2 separate regions of the Homo sapiens genome follow, and region 2 is linked to region 1. Evidence: read pairs that join two places in POLR2A ChIA-PET (ENCODE). Cell type or tissue: MCF 10A. All regions are shown on one strand. Links, peaks and the distances in the headings refer to the core of each region. The heading gives the core; the rest is flanking DNA. Region 1 has its middle 56 kb from the start of RGS7. Region 2 has its middle 57 kb from the start of FH.

Evidence for each region. Peaks named below come from ENCODE experiments on the same cell type or tissue, not always from the same donor. Only the 100,000 strongest peaks of a DNase experiment are listed, where the experiment ranks them.
Region 2: POLR2A ChIA-PET joins it to region 1 with 5 read pairs; 1 of 35 experiments calls an interaction of 5 or more read pairs at or near these places.

Annotation. Positions count from the first base shown.
Region 1 is chr1:241,411,952-241,414,875 of GRCh38, reverse strand. No RefSeq gene overlaps it. Among named protein-coding and RNA genes, the nearest start is that of RGS7, 56 kb to the right of the region's middle. In MCF 10A, for the core only: no CTCF peak of the experiment used is centred there; a DNase peak (open chromatin) is centred at 1,265.
Region 2 is chr1:241,461,158-241,464,081 of GRCh38, reverse strand. No RefSeq gene overlaps it. Among named protein-coding and RNA genes, the nearest start is that of FH, 57 kb to the left of the region's middle. In MCF 10A, for the core only: no CTCF peak of the experiment used is centred there; a DNase peak (open chromatin) is centred at 1,491.

The DNA.
Region 1 (2,924 bases), core at 315-2,814:
TATCTATTTGCATCTATTTTCTCTCTGTCTTTTTCTATAGATATCTCTTTGTGTATATATACAGCATAAAAACTCTGTTCAAGATATGTATTTTACCCAAAAATCTATCCATTTCTAATTCTAGCCCGCTCTGCAATCTAGTGTTGTAACGCATAAATCACTTCAAAAGTGAAAGAGGATTATGGGTCTCTTCCACTTTTCCATATATCATATTTTAGGCCACTTCAACAAATGAAATGGCAAAGTCACTGTTGCTGTCCTAGAGACTGCAGGAAATAAACACACCATGTACGGGCATGCACACACACACACACATGCACACACACACACACACACACACACACCCCTCTGCCTTCTTCAAGTTTATCATCAATTGATGAGACAAAAACTAAATACGTGATCTAATCACTTGACAAGGCCAGATTCAGATAAAGCTGCTCTGTCTGCAAAAAAAAACAGAAGACACAGGGCACAGCAGGTGAGAGCAGGTGCCTGGATGTCTTGGTATTTCCAAGTAGCAACACCCTCAAACCAATTTTATCACTAGTGTCCAGAAGCAGACACTTCCCTTTCTTCTTTTTCATGCTTTTACTTCATTTGGAAGGAAAGAACCCTGCCTAGCTCCTCCTCTGAAAGATCCACCGGCAAGTCCAGGTGTCTGCGGAGCTAGTGCCCCTCAGGTGTCTGTGTCTTCAACACACTTGGCTCTAGGGCCCTTGCAAACAACATGACTCAGCCCTGAATAAAGGTATGCCTCCCTGCAGACTTCCAGCCCCACTTGGACCCCTCAGGGTGTGAGAGGTCACGAAATGCTCACAATGCATCAACTTCATTTATCCCATGAATGCCATACATCATCTTTTAATTGAAGGGAATTGTAGGGGAAAAACATTAACAAAATATTTAAACTGAGAGAGTGCCTCATTTTCAAAGAGAGCAGGTGTCACAATTTTAGAGGACCTGGTCTCTCAGCCTCCACCAACGGCACTGCTGAATGGGTCCCCAAGGTGATGCAAGTGAAAAAACCCATTTGACTTACCTGTAAGAATCCCATCAACCACCTCAGTCAGTCATCTCTTTCCCATCCCCAGGAGCTACTTAGGTCCTGAAGCTATGATCTTACTGTGGTGATTTAGTGGCCTGAAGGAGCATTTGACAGTGATGACACAGCCTTGGCTCTGAGATGAAGCATATGGCTCGGGAGAGCCTGACTCATTATTTTCTGATAATGTTTACATGTTAAACTGTCAACTCAGATCTAAAATATCACATGTTCTGTGGTGGCATCTGCATGTGGCTGTGACTCAGTACTGGAGCTGTGGCTCCGTACCAAGACAACCAGAAGGACACATCTGGTTACCACATTGGAACAACTATGCCACAGCTGTGCCATGGCTACAGGCACCTGGACTTGCACTGTAGTTCTCCTTTTGGTCCTCTGTGGTGCAGTTTTACCTCAATAATAGATTAAATGATTAAAGTGATTAAATAATAAAAAGAACCAACTTCTGTGTCACTCGGATCTAGGTTCAAATCTCAGCTCCACAACTTAGCAAATGTGAGAACCTGAGCAAAGTACCTAGGCTCTGAGCCTCAATTTACTCATCAGTAAAATGGGGATGATAATATACCCATATCTTATCATATACCCATGTATATCATAGTTGTGTCCCATATCAATATTGTGAGGAATAAATTAGATCATGTACCCAAGCTATTCTTCATGGACAATATCATGATTGGAGTGTAAGAAATGATGGAATTATCAGTGGCAAATCTGCATTCAAACACCTTTCTGTGAGCTGCGTTATAGGGCACTGTATTCCGGCAGATTTACTTAGTAGCTGCAGCTGAATGCATTATACCTGAAGTGGACTTTCTACCTGAAAGAGGATGCAGCAAATAAGATTCAAAAATGTGGAATTGGCTGAGTGGAAGAGGTGGGGCTTTGGATAGTGAGGTCTCAGGTATTTCAGGCTGCAAATCTGGTGACCCTTCTTATGTGGTGGCCGAACATTTGGTCAGATTGTCACCCGCTGTTCTTTGGGATACAGACCATGTGCCGTGGCAGCTTTGCTATTAGGATAAATAGTGGAAAAAAATTCAGAACCCTGGCATATGGCTATAGATTTTTTTTTTTTTTTCTGAAGGAGTGGTCTGTACTTCGATCCAAGTTAGCCAGTCTGCAAGAGGAAATGAGAGATCAATGCTTTACCTGTGGCCTGCATTCTAAATTCACTGACAATCCTATATTTTGGGTACTGCTGAGTTTTAAAAAAGAAATTTATTCCTACTAAACTGAGCAGGCAAGGACAGTGACAGGAAGCCTGGAGCCTTCATAGATTGGTAACTTAAGACTTTTCCATCCAGGCTCTTTGGATTTCTTTAGACAAATGCACAGTGGTATTACACTTGCTATCTCTCCATCATTATTTTGAATGACCTCAAGGCATTGGCCATTAAGCTATGGAACAGAGGACCGGGAACAACCCAGAGATCAGTAGGTGTATTAGTTTGTTCTCACGCTGCTAATAAAGACATACCCAGGACTGGGTAATTTATAAATAAAGGAGATTTAATGGATTCACACAGTTCTACATGGCTGGGGAGGCCTCACAATCATGGCAGAAGGCAAAGGAGAAGCAAAGTCACATCTTAAATGGTGGCAGGAAAGAGAGCGTGTGCAGGGGAACTCCCACTTATAAAACCACCAGATCTCGTGAGACTTATTCACTATCACGAGAACAACAAGGGAAATCCTGCCCTCATGATTCAGTTACCTCCCACCGGGTCCCTCCCACAACGTGTGGGGATTATGGGAGCTACAGTATAAGATGACATTTGGATGGGGACACAGCCAAACCATATCAGAAGGTAAAGGAAAGGAATCTTCTAGCTAAATACCATATCTAAGTGAAATCTTT
Region 2 (2,924 bases), core at 275-2,774, 49 kb before region 1:
CAAGATCAAGGCATCTGTAGGATTGGTTTCTGGTGAGGGCCAGCTTTCTCATGGACAGCACCTTCTTGCTGTATCCTCACATGTCTTAAGGAGCAAGGCAGCTCTCTGGGGCCTTTTTAAATCACTGATTCCATACATAAGAGCTCCAATCTTATGACCTAACCACCTCCCAAGGCCCCACTTCCTGATACCATCACCTCGGGGGTTAGGATTTCAACATATGAATTTGGAAGGACACAAACTTTCAGACCCTAGGAGGGGTTGTGTCTGGCTTCGTCATAGGTTCTCAAGGAGCTCATCCATGAGTCTTCCCCAAGTCACATGGGGAAGGGTGGCTCTCTGCCTGGAACACAAAAGGACAGGGAGGATTTCTTGACCATTACTGTTTTCCACATTGTCAGCCCATAGGGGGTCGGTCACAGTGAGGTCATACACCAACTTCAAGACTGGAGAATGGCAGCTGTGGGGACCATCACTGAGCTGTTTCTTCTGCCGCAATGTGTTGCCAACAACAGACTTCACAAAGAGATCATTCCCCATCAACCCATTCACATGTCTCTTAACTGTCAGCTTTATGTCCTCCATCTGCTGTCAGTGTGCCTCCATCTGCTGTCCAGCTCACAGAATCTTGAATCTCATGTTTTCACTGTTCCTCTGGGTCATTGAAACAGAGAGAGATTAAAGGTGGTTCAATAGGGAAAGTCAGAATGTATGGTTCTTACTTTATTCACTGTTCTGCCAACCAACATAATATGATATTACTAGACATGAAACAGAAATGATTTCAGTTATAAATAATTTACTATCCTCAAAGAAGGTTAGAATTAAGTTGGTTATATTTTCTTTCATTTAAATAGCTTGCTCTGGGAGCCTGTTATGTTTCCTAGACTTACTCTGGTACTGAATTCCAGTATTCCGTAGATCTTATTAAATACATAAATCTTGTTTATTCTAAGGCACTGCTTTATATGAACAAACCACCTCAAGTTCTTACTCTGATTTTAAAGGACAAGAACTTTGGGGAATACTAGAATATATTGGTCTTACCTGGAAAATGCTAACATTTGTAGCAGAAGGGCCTCAGAGAGCCCACACTCAGCAACCCAGATAATGTCCAAGTTCTCTGTTTATAGAGAAAAATCTCAGGGTACTAGCCCTAGGAACATTTTTTCCCAGGTGTCCCTGTGATAATCCTAAGGTATGAAGAAATGTAAGGTAGTCCCACAAAACAAAGGTTAAATTGAAATGGTTTCATACTCTAGCACTGAAAATAACTGTTTTTCAACAAACTGTAAGAAATAGTGCCTTACATTTGTCTGGAACTTATACTTTACAATATGCTTTTAAATATACCATGTCATTAAATTTCACAACAATTTGGCAAGAAAGAAATGATAATCTCCATTTTGTTGATGAGTAATAAAAGCTATTATCTATTTCACACTTACTTCTTGCCAGGCACCATGGTGAGCACTCATTTGATCCTTGCAACACTCTTATGACGTATGTGCTATCATTGTCCTTGTAATACATACATTGAAAGTGAGGCTCAGGAAATTTGAAGATTTTGCCTAAGGTTAGGCAATAAGTAAGTAACAGAGTAGAAATTTGAACACGTTTTTCCAACTCATAATGCTCTAAACCAGTGGTCTTCACACTATTTTGGCCACACAATTTTTAAATTATCTATGTACCACTGTATTACCATGTACATTAACATATATAGAAAAATAGCATTAAAAAAGAGAACAAGATAAAAATGCAAATAGAAATATAAGTTATTTCTTCTCATACTCTAATAGAATATCTTCTACATCCAATAAACTTAATCTTGCTGATGACTCTTCAAAGTTATTACCCTCTATGGACTGTGCAAATGGCAACCAAATTTCAACTTGAGTTTTGGAGGGAACATTCAAACCATAGCACTCTTCACAGTCTGAGGATGATATTATTGTTGAGAGGGGTAGGTCTTTGAAACCAGGCTTGGGATTCTAGCCAAGCGCGTGATATGGAATGTGATATAGAATGTGGTGGTTTGAGGCTGACCAAGAGGCAGTAGAATGGCATTGGAAAGGACCTGGAGTTATCAGAGGAGAGTGGAGGGTCTCACTGAATCGTTTATTGATTGTGTGATTATGGACAAGTTGCCAAGACACAATGGGCTTTGGTGTCCTAATCTGTACCACGTTAAGAGGTGAGACCATAAAGAGGTGATTAGGCAGATCCCCTCAAGAATGAATTAATGCCATTATTATGGGAGCAGGTTAATTGTCATGGGAGTGGGTTCCCCATAAATGGGTGAGTTGGCCCAATTTTCTCTCTCTTGCAAGTCTTGCAAGCTTGCTTCTTCCTTCCATTCTTCTGGTATAGGATGACACTTGACAGATGTCAGCATCATGCTCTTGGACTTCTAGCCTCCAGAACTGTGAGCCAAATACACTTTTTTTTTAATTACTCAGTCTGTGGTATTCTGTTATAGCAGTAGAAAATGGACTAAGAAAGAGTATGAGAAATGAGTGCTCTAGCTATTGTAATTGTTTGGATGAATCAGGTCCAAATCCTCTTTAATCTCAATTTTTCTTGACAGAGAACATCTGCTCTTATTGGACAATTTTTACCACCCCCGGCTCACTTGGTGCCATAGAGGGCTGCCTGTTTTGAACAATTCAACTTAGATGTATTTTCTTTTCTCTTTTTCTTTCTTTCTTTCTTTCTTTTTTTTTTTTTTTTTTTGAGACAGAGTTTCACTCTTGTCATACATGCTGGAGTGCAATGGTGAGATCTTGGCTCACTGCAACCTCCACCTCCCGGGTTCAAGAGATTCTCCTGCCTCAGCCTCCTGAGTAGCTGGGATTACCAGTGCCTGCCACCATGCTCAGTTAATTTTTGTATTTTTAGTAGAGACAGAGTTTCACCACTTT